Regions from separate parts of the Homo sapiens genome. Here regions 2, 3 and 4 are each linked to region 1. The links are chromatin contacts, found by Hi-C or POLR2A ChIA-PET in ENCODE. All regions are on one chromosome and are shown on one strand. Each heading gives the region's core, a stretch centred on a gene start or an enhancer-like site at or near the end of the contact. The rest is flanking DNA. Distances are from core to core; before and after follow the strand shown.

What was found. Hi-C counts contacts between places; a loop is a spot of excess contacts on that map. ChIA-PET counts read pairs that join two places held with the same protein, here RNA polymerase II (POLR2A). Pooled maps may share reads with other maps.
Region 2: a loop to region 1 is called in a map with no recorded cell type, with 9 times the contacts of the local background. The contact joins two enhancer-like sites. A Hi-C loop is called at or near these places in 3 of 168 maps with a recorded cell type or tissue (HCT116, endothelial cell of umbilical vein and heart right ventricle), 1 of 37 single-sample maps with no recorded cell type and 15 of 50 pooled maps. POLR2A ChIA-PET finds 5 or more read pairs at or near these places in 7 of 52 experiments (HEK293T, PC-9, WTC11 and 4 more).
Region 3: a map of endothelial cell of umbilical vein shows a loop between it and region 1 (4-fold over the local background). The contact joins two enhancer-like sites. A Hi-C loop is called at or near these places in 1 of 168 maps with a recorded cell type or tissue (endothelial cell of umbilical vein) and 1 of 50 pooled maps. POLR2A ChIA-PET finds 5 or more read pairs at or near these places in 4 of 52 experiments (A673, AG04450, H1 and 1 more).
Region 4: a map of heart right ventricle shows a loop between it and region 1 (4-fold over the local background). The contact joins two enhancer-like sites. A Hi-C loop is called at or near these places in 1 of 168 maps with a recorded cell type or tissue (heart right ventricle), 10 of 37 single-sample maps with no recorded cell type and 10 of 50 pooled maps.

What each region holds. Positions count from the first base shown.
Region 1 is chr1:10,958,870-10,961,807 of GRCh38, reverse strand. All of the region lies in intron 5 of CIROZ (ciliated left-right organizer protein containing ZP-N domains), which reads left to right. Among named protein-coding and RNA genes, the nearest start is that of CIROZ, 22 kb to the left of the region's middle. RefSeq lists a silencer at 442-736 and enhancers at 1,039-1,808, 2,578-2,938. Within about 2 kb of position 1,372, at least 2 of the 41 ENCODE cell types and tissues checked have a DNase peak (open chromatin) inside an H3K27ac peak, as active enhancers do.
Region 2 is chr1:10,494,628-10,497,565 of GRCh38, reverse strand. It overlaps PEX14 (peroxisomal biogenesis factor 14), which reads right to left. Exons shown (of 9, transcript NM_004565.3): 2 at 2,245-2,292. Among named protein-coding and RNA genes, the nearest start is that of PEX14, 21 kb to the right of the region's middle. RefSeq lists an enhancer at 2,078-2,137 and a silencer at 2,600-2,894. Within about 2 kb of position 1,570, at least 20 of the 41 ENCODE cell types and tissues checked have a DNase peak (open chromatin) inside an H3K27ac peak, as active enhancers do.
Region 3 is chr1:10,529,561-10,532,498 of GRCh38, reverse strand. The region is part of intron 2 of PEX14 (peroxisomal biogenesis factor 14); the gene reads right to left. Among named protein-coding and RNA genes, the nearest start is that of PEX14, 56 kb to the right of the region's middle. Within about 2 kb of position 1,523, at least 8 of the 41 ENCODE cell types and tissues checked have a DNase peak (open chromatin) inside an H3K27ac peak, as active enhancers do.
Region 4 is chr1:10,698,019-10,700,956 of GRCh38, reverse strand. The region is part of intron 3 of CASZ1 (castor zinc finger 1); the gene reads left to right. Among named protein-coding and RNA genes, the nearest start is that of CASZ1, 97 kb to the left of the region's middle. Within about 2 kb of position 1,361, at least 5 of the 41 ENCODE cell types and tissues checked have a DNase peak (open chromatin) inside an H3K27ac peak, as active enhancers do.

The DNA of each region.
Region 1 (2,938 bases), core at 123-2,622:
ATTTTTAAAATATTTTTTGCGTTTTTAGTAGAGATGGGGTTTCACCATGTTGGCCAGGCTAGTCTCGAACTCCTGACCTCAACCGATCCACCTGCCTTGGCCTCCCAAAATGCTAGGATTACAGGCGTGAGCTGCCGCGCCTGGCCCCAACAAGCATTTATTGAGCATCTATTGTATGCCCAGCCCTGTGCTGCTGCTGAGGGAACAGATACGACCAAGGCATGACTTGCCCCAGGAAGAGCTTATCGCTTTCTTCTCATCTGATCTGAGCTTCAAAAATGAGTGTGCTGTGGTGGGAAGGGCCCCTGCACCAGCCCAGCTCAGAAGACCTGGGCTCATCTCCGCTCTGAGCCCGGCTCACTGCCATGTTGGACTCTCTAAAGTTCCTTTGCTTCTTAACCTGAAGGAGCAGGGGCTGAGCGGGAGGGGCTTCCTCTGCCCACCTACCTTTATTAAGGGCTCAGAGTGGCCACGCCAAAGCCAGTGTTGGTGCACCTAAGAATTGCGGGGCCGGCCCCGCCCCGGGATCCCCAAGCAGGGCTGCCAGGGCACCTGTTTGACATCCCGGGGCTGGTTACTGCTCCCTTTGCACTGAGCCTGTGATTCTGGAAGCCGCCGCTAGGGGGACGGTGTTGCTGTCCTCACACGACAGTGGGCCTGGGCCGAATTGCTGAGAAAAGCAGAAACGACTCCTCACTCGGGCGCCGCTTGGTCTCCATCGTCCTGCCCTTGAAGCCCAGATGCCCCAATGCCCCAGTCCCTGGCATCCTTCACTGACCGAGGTGTGGGAGCAGGTGGGTGGGGGGGGCTCTGCATCCGTAAACAGAGTCGCACAGAGGTAGGCAGCACACAAGGAGCAGAGGCAGGTCTCTGCTGCCCCCGCCTCCCCTCCAGCCCCTTCCCCCATCTGAGAACCTCATCGAATTGACTGATTCATTCCTGGTGACTTCTGCAGCCGCCACTTCCGTGGCTGCACCTTGAACTTGCATTAAGTTTTAATTAAAGCCGTTTCACCGGCCTTGCCCTTGGCTAAATGCAGCTGTGGGCACAGGGCACATAGATATTTAATACTCTGCCTCTCCCCGCTGATGGCGCAGGGTGCCCAAGGGTGTACCCGAGCCGTGCCCTGCTCGCAGCGATCTGCGAGCTCGCTTAAGTGTGCCCACAGGCCCCGAGCGGGAGGCCGCGCAATAACTATTCATTGCCCTGGGTTAAGTGTGCCCAGGGGCACCCGTAAACTCAATGCAGTGATTAGCGATTGCTCCCAGTGAAGGCTGCCCGAGCTCCTGCGGAATGTCCACGGGCCCTAAATATAGCCTCCTCCTGGCGACTTAAAGGGCACGGTGCGTTTTGGCTGCGTACTTGTCACGTCTTCCCTTCCTTTCTTTTTTTTTCTTGGAGACAGAGTCTCACTCTGGCCAGAGTCGCCCAGGCTGGAGTGAGTGGGACAATCTCAGTTCACTGCAACTTCCGCCTCCCAGGTTGAAGCGAACCTCGTGCCTCAGCCTCCTGAGTAGCTGGGACTACAGGCGCCTGCCACCACTCCTGGCTAATTTTTTTATTTTTTATTTTTTGTATTTTCGGTAAAGATGGGGTTTCACCATGTTGCCCAGGCTGGTCTGGAACTCCTGAGCTCAGGTGATCCACCCGCCTCAGCCTCCCAAAGTGCTGAGATTCCAGGCATGAGCCACTGCACCTGGCCTTCCCTTCCTTCTTTTAGCAGAATTGCTTCCCTCCTTCTTACAGCCTGGCCTCTGGGGGCCTCTCTGTCTTCTTCCTGGTTCAGCAGGGGAGATGGGCTGGGGCACCATGGTGCAGCTTTGGTGGTGTTGTTGAGGAATTGCCGCATCCTCCTCATTCTGCCAGACCTTGTGGACATCTCCTCCATTTCTTCCACTTTGCTCCCCAAGGGAAGGCAGCACCCCCTAAAAGCAAGGCCATCACAGGGCTGACCCGAGGGGCTCCCTGTGGGCAGCCCGAGCCTGCTGCCAACATGGGCTCTCTGGGGCCAAGGAACAGCCGAGCTGGGCAACTGGGGAGGCTGCATGGTGGTGGCGGGCCTTTTCCTGGCCCCACCCACTCCTTTCTGCTTCTGGAAGCCCTTCTTTGCCCCTGGGGAGAAGAGGTGGGTAGCCTTGAGTTGGGGAGCTGTCAAGATGAGTCAGTCCACTCTGGCTCCAGTCTCCTCATTCTGTATTGGGTAGGAGAGGGGGTCTGATGGTCTCCGAGGGACCCTCTGCTGGTCTGTGACTCTGTCCGGTGCCACAACCTCCCTGGCCAAGTCTGACGCAAAGGCAAAGGGGCATTTGGAGAAAGTAGAGAGACTTGAGAGAGCACCTGGGTGGGGTGGCACTGGCTGCAGAGGGGTTTTGGGGAAGGTGCCTTGCCCACGCCATCACCTTGGGCCCTGGTCTGTGAAACGGGAGAATGGTGCCACCCTACGGGATGGCTGTGAGACTCAGGCGCGGTACGAGAAACCACTGTCTCGGTTTGCCTGGGCCTGTCTCAGTTTTAGCACTGAAAATCCCACATCAGGGGAACCTCCCCACTGCTGGGGAACCGGGATGGTTGGTGCCCCTAAGAATGGTGCCATTGGGGGGCACATGTGTACTCTCTGGGACCGTAGAAGCCCTCACTCTCTACTTCTGCTAGTTGGATCCAAAGTGGAAAGAAAAAGGGCGAGAAAGAAATTGGGACTTAGGGAGAAAAACAGACAAGAGGCCTAGGAAACAGCCCCAATGGAAGTGGGCCGTGAGCAGGGTTGGTCCCATGCACACCCGCTCTTGGCCTCACCAGCTGCGCCCAGGACCCCAGCTGCCCCCTTGGCCGGGCCTAGGATGGCAGCTGAGGCAGTGACATTTCCCTGCGTCTGTTGACACTCGAGTCCCAGAACATAAATGATTTTCTTGTCTTAATGAGCAAACAACCCTGCGGCACA
Region 2 (2,938 bases), core at 321-2,820, 460 kb after region 1:
CTCTTATTTCATATGTATAAATGCCTTTTCTTCCCAAAGTAAAACACGTGAATTACTCAAGAACAAGGTTTAGTTTTATTCCTCAATTGTCTGTTCCCCATCCTCAGGCCTGAGCTGAGCTAAGCTGAGCATGCAGGAGACAGCAAATACACATGGCCTGAGAAAGCTCCCTCCCTGTGGAAGGGCTGACTGCTGTGTGTTTTCACAAACCGCAACACCACCACACTGAGCTGTGGGGCTTTCTGTGCAAGGGGGCTGCCCATCTTGTGCCCCCGCCCTGCCACACGAGTCCTCAGCGGGCTCCTCTGCCTGACACCCTCCCAACACCACTCCCAGGAGGAAGAAGCAGTTCACACAAGACCACGCGACTCAGCTGGTGCCCCCGTTTAATCAGGCTGCTGCAAATGCTTGGCCAAAAGCAATAAGGGCATGACTGAGAGACTGTGGGAGTTTAATATAAAAAATTTAATAAACAAAAAAGTGGGGGAAGGAGAAAGGGTCTACCTTTTAATAGGGCCCTAATTACCCAACTCATAGGATCAGCCCAAATGAGATGGGAGTTTATTTCGGGGGTTTTTTTAATTATTATTTTATATATATATATAAATTGCCGCTATGTGTTTTCTTTCCTCTGAGCAATTATGCAGCAAGTACGTAAAGAGGAGAAAAAATATTAATTAAATATAAGGTAATTGTGGAGTTGGCCTGGAGAGAATGAGTCTGAACTCTGGACGATCACAGGCTACTAGGGTTTGAAGACTGCTCAGGGCCTCCCAGAAAAGAAAGAAATAAAAATACAACCAACCAACAAGCAGATGCACAGTACAGCAGGAAGAGCAGGGCACAGAAACACTAGCAGAGCAAGGGGTCTGCAGGGCTCCAAATACCAGAAATCAGTGAGCTGGCCAACTGCTCAGGGCTCCCAAAGAGCTTGTCGAATCAAGCCCCAAAAGATGGACTGGCCACTCCTCCGATGACCAGTTAAATGGGTACATCAAAATTTGAAAAGAGAGAGGAAGGAAAGGACTGCAGCGGCCTATGGTGTTCAATCTGCACTTCAGTCTAAAACAACCACAACTTCGGCCTGAGGGGCACTGAGGCAGGCCCCAGGGAAGCAGGCAGACGTCCGGAGAGACTAGCAAGGTGGGGCCTCCTGGGCTTTCCCACCACCATGACCTCAAGGAAGGAACTGGGCAATACCAAAAGAGTGAAACGAGGCCACCGTGGGAGTGCTGGGATATAAGCCCGTAACTGGTGACGTAACAGCAGGTGACATGAATGACAACACTGCTCCCCTGAAACAGTCCCAGCAGTGCTTGTATCACCTCGGCCTTTCTACAGACAGCTCAACTGGATCCAACTCGCCCTCAGCCTGGGAAAGCCTTCGTACACACTGGAATTCAGACGTGTTCATACCCGCTAAGTCCCTCACGTCATCTCCTCCCGCGACTGCCAGAAGGGGAGTGAAGCAGAACAGGTGAAACCACAGGCCCTGCTGAAACAAAGCCTTGGCAGTACAGCCCTACGCCTGCTATCGCTACGCAGGAAGAAAAAGCTCTGAAAAGTTAAACCTAGAGCTGGCTCTCCCATCAAACTTATCTGGTTTATACAGAGCCAGTCTTACTACCCAGCCAAGAGGACTTACAGCAGGCCCTGAAAAGCAAAAAAGAATGAAAATGGGGTGGGCAGCCTGGGACTCTGGCCACCAAATGAAAAGCACTTGGGAGAGAAAATTACCTGCAGTGCTTAATAGGCCTCTTCCCTATCCATAGTCTAAGAAGACAGCGTTGGGAATGACAATCACACAATTACTGACCAGGCAAAACCAGAATTCCATCGCTTACCTGTTCTTTAAAGACCACTGAGGCGCTCGCACCCTGAGGGGCAGAGCAGAGGGCGGCTACTTCAAACAATCTAGAAGCCCAGCCACCTCACTCCACCTCAGCCTCCCACGGGCGCAGGAATCTCACTAATTACTATTGATCAGCCACAAACAAAGTGGTGCAGGACCATCTGGGGTGGATGCTTTTAGTCCTAGAAAGGACCAGCCTTTACTAAGGAGAGATCTCACTCGTCCCCACACGCGAGAAGAGAAGTCAGAGGTCACTGACAGAGGCAGTCTCTAGGTAACAGCTACTTTTAAAGGGACACTACTGACGCAGAACCATAGGAACAGAAGGTTTCTTTTCACTCGCGTGGCATTTTAATTACTAGAAAGTGATACCACATATCTTGGGTACTTACCAGCGGCTCTCGAGGCAGCACATTTTCACTTCCTGGAGTAGAGCTTGGCTGCAGAGAAAAATGGAAACAAAAATAAGATCACAGTGCCACCCAATGGACATCAAAAAACCAAAGATGTTCCGTTCTCAAACGATGCACGCTGGCACCTCTTTCTCACATCTCTCACTGGTTTTTCACGACACAAGAGTATTTTGCAGTGGACTACCTGTAAAAAGTAGCCCAAAGAGTCTGAATTCACCAGGGAAGATGAAGACTGTTTCTGGGTTCACTTGTCACACCACTCCAAGAACAAGGCTTGGTTCTGCTCAGGAAGGCCCACGATCACCTACTGAGCAGCAAGGGCTGGGGACCATCCCAAAATCCACGGGAAGAGTAGAGTCCAGAGAAAAGGCCTGAAGAGAGAGCACAACACCTCCTCTTTCTGCCACCTCCCCAACGTCAGGGGACTGGGAAGAAAAGTCGCGCAGCAGTGGAGAACCAGATTCCACCACCAGGGGGCCCCAGCTGCCCACGCTCAGGATTTTCTCTGGGCATCTAGTTTCTGGAGCCCAGAAGCCAGTAAACTACACAGGTTCCTATTCATCACCTGCCACTAAGGACACCACCCCACAATAGTAAAGAAAGCCCCAGGCTTAAATCCTTCTTGGAAATAAGCTAGTGACAGGCTGGCATATAAGCAGACCAACCTCCAGGC
Region 3 (2,938 bases), core at 274-2,773, 430 kb after region 1:
AGTTCTTAATGAGTGCACCTCGAATTACCAATAGCTAGTTTAATCAAAATAAAGACAACAAACTCCAAAGAAAACAGACCAGTTTCTCCCCGCCCCCCATCCCTCTGACCCTACCTTCTGTCCCCTTCTCCACCCAAAGCAAAATAAAACAACCCTGCCACCACCAATTCCACAATTTTGGGGAAATTTCATAATTTTCACTATGTGTCACTTAGAGATAAAACTGAGGTGCAAGGAAGAGGAGTAAATTCTTGTCTTTGCAGTCTCATAACAATGGTTACACCGGAGTCACTGGAGTCACTGTCAGCAACTTGGAAAAAAGCGGGGGGGACTTCAGGTTGAAAAACACCTTTAGATCTAAGATGACTGGCCAATTGAGAGAGATTTGTATTTGAGAGAGCAGGATTTGTAACTGTATAAATCAATGGAATACAGTATACTCAGGGGTTATCTACTATGAACTATGTGCTGTTAAATGCATTGTGTAGGGTAAGTAATCCCCAGTGAGAAGAACTGAGGTTCCTGACAGTCCTCACCAAAGAGATGCTTCCTATGTGTTTTCCACTCTCCTACAAAAGACCTGCACATTGTAATCTTCAGAATACACACTTTATTTTCTGCACGAGGGGGACAGGAGGACAGAGCCTGCCTAATAATGAACCTGGGGTTTGAGGGAGCCTTAGCACTTTGCACCTGACATGTAAACCTGATGCATTGTCTCCAGTGACACTTATTTGGAATGCCACCAATTCCAGCACTCCTGTGTACTACATACACATCTATCTCCTAAGATGTGAGCATTCATTAGCCATCTTAAAATATTAAAAATATTCAAAAATTAATGACACTAACAACCAAAGCCAAGTCCTTTTAACCCACAGAGATCACAACTAGAGGGCAAAAGAAAATGACCAATATAATCTACGGGCCCGAAACCCCATTCCAGCGCCGCACTGCTCCACGTGCGCTGCTCAGAAGATTAAATTGCCTGTGAAAGGTTCCTACGTTCATACACTAAAGTAGATACCCAGAATCCTGTTAACAAGCGTTAGACCAAAGCCAACTCGAGTTTTAACAAGGACTGACTTAAAAAGCCAGGCACTGCCAAGAATGAGAGAACCCTCTTCAAACAGAAATGCTGCATTTTAGTAAGAAATCAGTACTCTGTCAGGAGTTCCTTGACAAATATGGTCATCGGCGGCACAGGGAAATAGTTGCAAAGCAGCTGTTAATCAGAGAAACACATCGTAGAACGCTGATGCTAGCACTCGTGAAAAAATGCAACGGGCTAATTATGAAGCTATATATCTCACTAAAGAGGCCGTGTTCCTTGAGATTCCAGGCAGAGCACTCTCGGATCCAGGGTCCTAGGACAACATAATTCTGGTTTTCTACATGCAGGCTCCTCTCTGATCTACCATTCACAATGCCGGGCTCCCTGTTCTTTCTCAAGTCTACACGCTCTCTTTCTAGCTAGGGAACAGGCTGGGGAGGGAAGGAAGCAGCGGCAACCACAAGCCACATTCCACGAACATATCCAAAAGGTGACATATCCTAAACCAGAGTAGAAGAAAAATCTACAAGTATGCAAAAGAAAGCAAGCGTCGGAATTGTCATTCTCAGTGTGGCAGGAGGGCAAATGTGTGTGAGCCTCAATCCAGGATTTCCCCAGCTGCCAAAATGAAAAGAAAGACTAAAAAAGCAGCAGGAATAAACAAAAACTAGAGGCAGTTCTGTGTGCAACCTCAAAGGGAGAAAGAAAGCTTCCAGAAAGCTGCTCTCAGAGTGTGACTGCAACTCAGGGACGCCAAGGGCCCAATAGCCAGGTAAGAGGGGAAAGTTAATATGCAGAGGAAGGCTCGGTCAGCCAAAATTCAATACGCGCCTCTGCAAGGACAAGGAGGAACAGGCTCCCCGAAACCAGACTAGTGGGAGTAGGGGGGAGGGGCCTGCACACTCGGAGTAAAACCACTGGAATGGCAAGAGGGGAATAACCTTGAGGTGGACGAGCCCGCAGGCGGCAGAAGCGCAGAGCCAAAGTGCCCCCTAGCCGGAGCCGGCGGAGGCGCAGGCCGGGGCGGCCGCTCCGCTAACTCGCACAGCCCAAATTAAGTGTTTTCACTCAGGGAAAATGAAATGTTTTGCAAGATGAAACAGAATGAAAATTGAGGTTTTAGGTAATTACTAGTTGGCATTTACATATCACGGGCTGGTTCAACACCTATTCATTTTCCTCTTTTATTTTCAATTTTTAAAAATTGCTCATTAAAAATGAACAGATGACAGTGACAGGAATTTTTTTTGTACTCTTTCCCCTTCTCTGAGGGTTACAAAACCAAGAGGCAATTTTAGCCCATTTATCTATAATTAACGCACACACAAAGGTATGTTTCATGTACATTAAGGGAGGAAAGGAGAAGGGAAAGTCAACAAAAGCCAGGAAGTTCAACAATAAAGACAGTGAGTTGTACTCAGGTAGCCTCCTGCACCTGGGTAAGGAGCTGGCTAGCAAGTGCCCTGGCACTCAAGGAGTTAAAGGAAAGAGCCTCTCTTTCGACTTGGAATTTCCTGGGTTTTGTCACTGTGTCCTTCCCATTGTTGATTTGGGTTACAACACTATACTAATTAAGCTTGTGGGCCCTAATTTCCTTTGTTTTACTTTACTTTCCTCTGTCCTTTTGTTTTTCACATTAAAGAAATAAAATTCCGCTGGTAGAAGTGCACAGGAGTTGACATGATAGAACAGAATATATTTTAAGGCTATTGTGTAAATCTGTATTTAGGGAATTCTAAAGCATGCATTATTGACCCTAGTCTCTCTTAAAACTCATTGATATATGTAGTAAAAGCCTTTATGAAAAGTGGCAACTTCACATGCACAAAAACTACCTTTCAAAGTGAAATATCTCTGCCATTTATTTTTTTTCCCTTGGCCTTA
Region 4 (2,938 bases), core at 112-2,611, 260 kb after region 1:
TCCCCCGTCTTTCCCCCACTTTTTAATAACCGCTTTATTGAGATATCATTCATATACCATAAAATTCACCTTTTTAAAATGTACAATTCAGTGGTTTTTAGGATATTCACAAGGTTGTACCATCATCACCACTATCTAATTTTAGAACATTTTCATTCCCCCAGGAAGAAACCCTGTACTCATTAGCAGTCCCTCTCTGTCCCCCACTATCAGCAGACCTAGGGTTCCACTAACGATGATTTCCTGAAGATGCTGGGAAGGTAGAGGGTCAGTGCCTGGGTTCAGGGAGCAGAGCCTGTAGAAGATGGAGCTGCGGTGTGAACCCAGGTACTGAGACTCCAGAGCTGGTGCTCCATGAGGGATTGCTTGATGTCCTGGCTAACCCCCACCCCACCCCTGACACACATGTGCCTATCATGTGTGTCTGACAGTTCAGGCTCAGGCGTGTACATACACCATCCAAACACCTAGACTCAGGCAGCAGCACACGTGTCTTCTCCCCAAGTACGCTGGCAGCTCCACATAGAAAACCTCACACCTCCCATAAGGACAGCGGGCCTCCCCTCCTGGGACCCCTCCCTTGGCTTCTCCCCAGCCCTGCTCCTAGAAGGGAGGCTTGGAGCAGGAACCAGCAGCAACAGGGTAACTGAAGTAGCCAGAGAAACCTAAGTGGTTTCAGAGCTTAAAATGAGAAATCCCATATCTTCTGCAGCTGATCATTGTAACTGAGACAAAATGCCAACCCAACATTCCAGAACAGGTCCCCGCCCGGGCTGGGGCCACAGGCTGGGCCAGGCCCACAGGGCAACCCAACTAGCCCAGGTCCCTGCTTCATACTCTGTGTGTGTGTGTGTGTGTGTGTGTGTGTGTGTGTGTCTCTATCTCTCTTTCTCTCTCTGTCTCTCTTTCTCTCTCTCTCTGTCTCTCTCTCTCTTTCTCTGTCTCTGTTTCTCTCTCTCTCTCTGCCTGTCTCTCTTTCTCTCTCTCTGTCTCTGCTTCTCTTCTGTTTCTTCTCACCTTTTTCTTCCCACCTACCTCTCTCTTCTCTCACACTCCACGTTTCCACCCCAAAACTTTTTTTTAAAGTTTTTGTGGCCACACTCTTGAACTCACAAAAACTGGGAAATTAATGTGAAACCGTCGCTGCTTCTGATAAGAGAAACCTACAAGGGTGAGACAAAGGGGAAGGGAGACACAAGAGAATCAGTCTGTTGGATTTTGGTTTGGGGTTTTTTCCTCCTTCTCTCTCCCTCCAAAGTGGAGGATCCGGCCGGGCCAGTTTGGATATTTATTAAGAAAAAGCCAAAGATAATTAACTTTTTTGTTTTTGTTTTGTTTGCGGGTGCCTCCCCTGCTGGCACTCCTGGCTGCCTGGCAAATTAAACCTGCTCCCGGCTCCCTGGGTGCTGGGCTGCCAGCAAGACTTCTGCCGACTGTCCTGGATCTGCCAGGGCTGCCAGCTGCCCACCCAACAACCTACCTTGGCTTTCAGACCTTGGGTCACTTTATGCCCCCACCGATGCCACATCCCCAGGCTCTACTGACTCTGAGAGCACCTTTTAGAGCAGGGTAAGTGGGATGTGGGGGTTGGGGGAAGAGGAGGGGCTACTGTTTGGGGTTGTGGCCAGCACTTCCCTAAAAGGAAATGGGGGGAAAGTGTGATCCTCTCCCAGGGCACAAGGGCGTTCCTCCTGGCCAGTTCAGGGCCGTTGACTTCCCAGGAGAGGGGAAGGAGAACGGAGGATGAGCTGGAAGTGCAGGGAGAGGCCAGATTTGGGCCATGTCGATCCCCAGCTCTTCTCCCCGAAGGCTGGTACCCTGCCAGGCCTCATGGGCCCCTGAGAACGCCCTGGAGCAAGCAGCCTCTGGGCCATGGAGCCATGTGTGATACCTGTCCACCCCCAACCCCAGGCTCCATCTTGCTCCCACCCCCAACCCAGGCCAGGCCATGGGTGGGGGAGCGGTGGGGGAGCTGAGTGGCTGGAGAGCCAGTGCTTGGGTAAGAGCTGGCTGCCTCCGGTCCGGTCCGCTGTGCTGGAGCCACACAGAGCCCTGAGGCCAAGCTGTGACCTAAGCCTGAGCCCAATTCATGGGCCAAGAAGGTGACACTGGGAGTTAGAGGCTTCCTGGTATGAGACAGAGCTGAGGACTTCTCAGGAGCCAGGAGAGCCCACGAGAGGAAGGCCAGTTTGGAGGAGCTCGCTGGGGTTGGAGGTGCGGCTTGCCCCTCTGTTAAGCCAGTCCCCCTCAGCCCTCCCCTGCCAGGGACCCTCCTTGGCCCCTTGGCTTCATCCCCAGCTGGACAAGTAGGCAGTGATGGTGGGCCTCTTCCAGGTGGGGAGCCTGCTTCGGAGCCGGCCACAGAGAAGAGGGCATTTTTCAAGGATTTTGCTGGCCTTTCTTTTTCTCTGAAATATAAGGATGTGCAATTTTTTTGGTTTCAATTTAGCATTGGAGAATTTTATAATTTAGTAATTAAAATCTCTGATAGGCTTTAGAAATTGCGGCTAATTGAATTTAATGGGAAGATGATTTTCAATTTTATTTGATTACCGGGACCCCTGGCATCGGTATTTATGGGAAAAAAATGGGAAATGTGCTGTGTGGGCTAAGATGGCATAATTGAATTAGGGATAATCGGATTTCTCCGTCATGAATTTCACTATAATTTTCCTATAATTTTCCATTAGATATCTAGTTTACAAATATTCACAAAGAAATGAAGCTCTTTCGGAATGGAGATTGCTGGCTAACAGGATTACGGGGCCGAGCGTGCGGCTGTGCCAGCCCCTCTCCTGCCATAATGCAATCCCTGCGTCTGCCTTACACTCGGCGCGGCCCTCGCTCCGCCACCCACTCTGTGGCTCCTTTCTCCCCTTTGTTTCCTTCTCATCCTGTTGACCCCCTGCCCCAACACCCACCTGTCTGTGGCCCACGA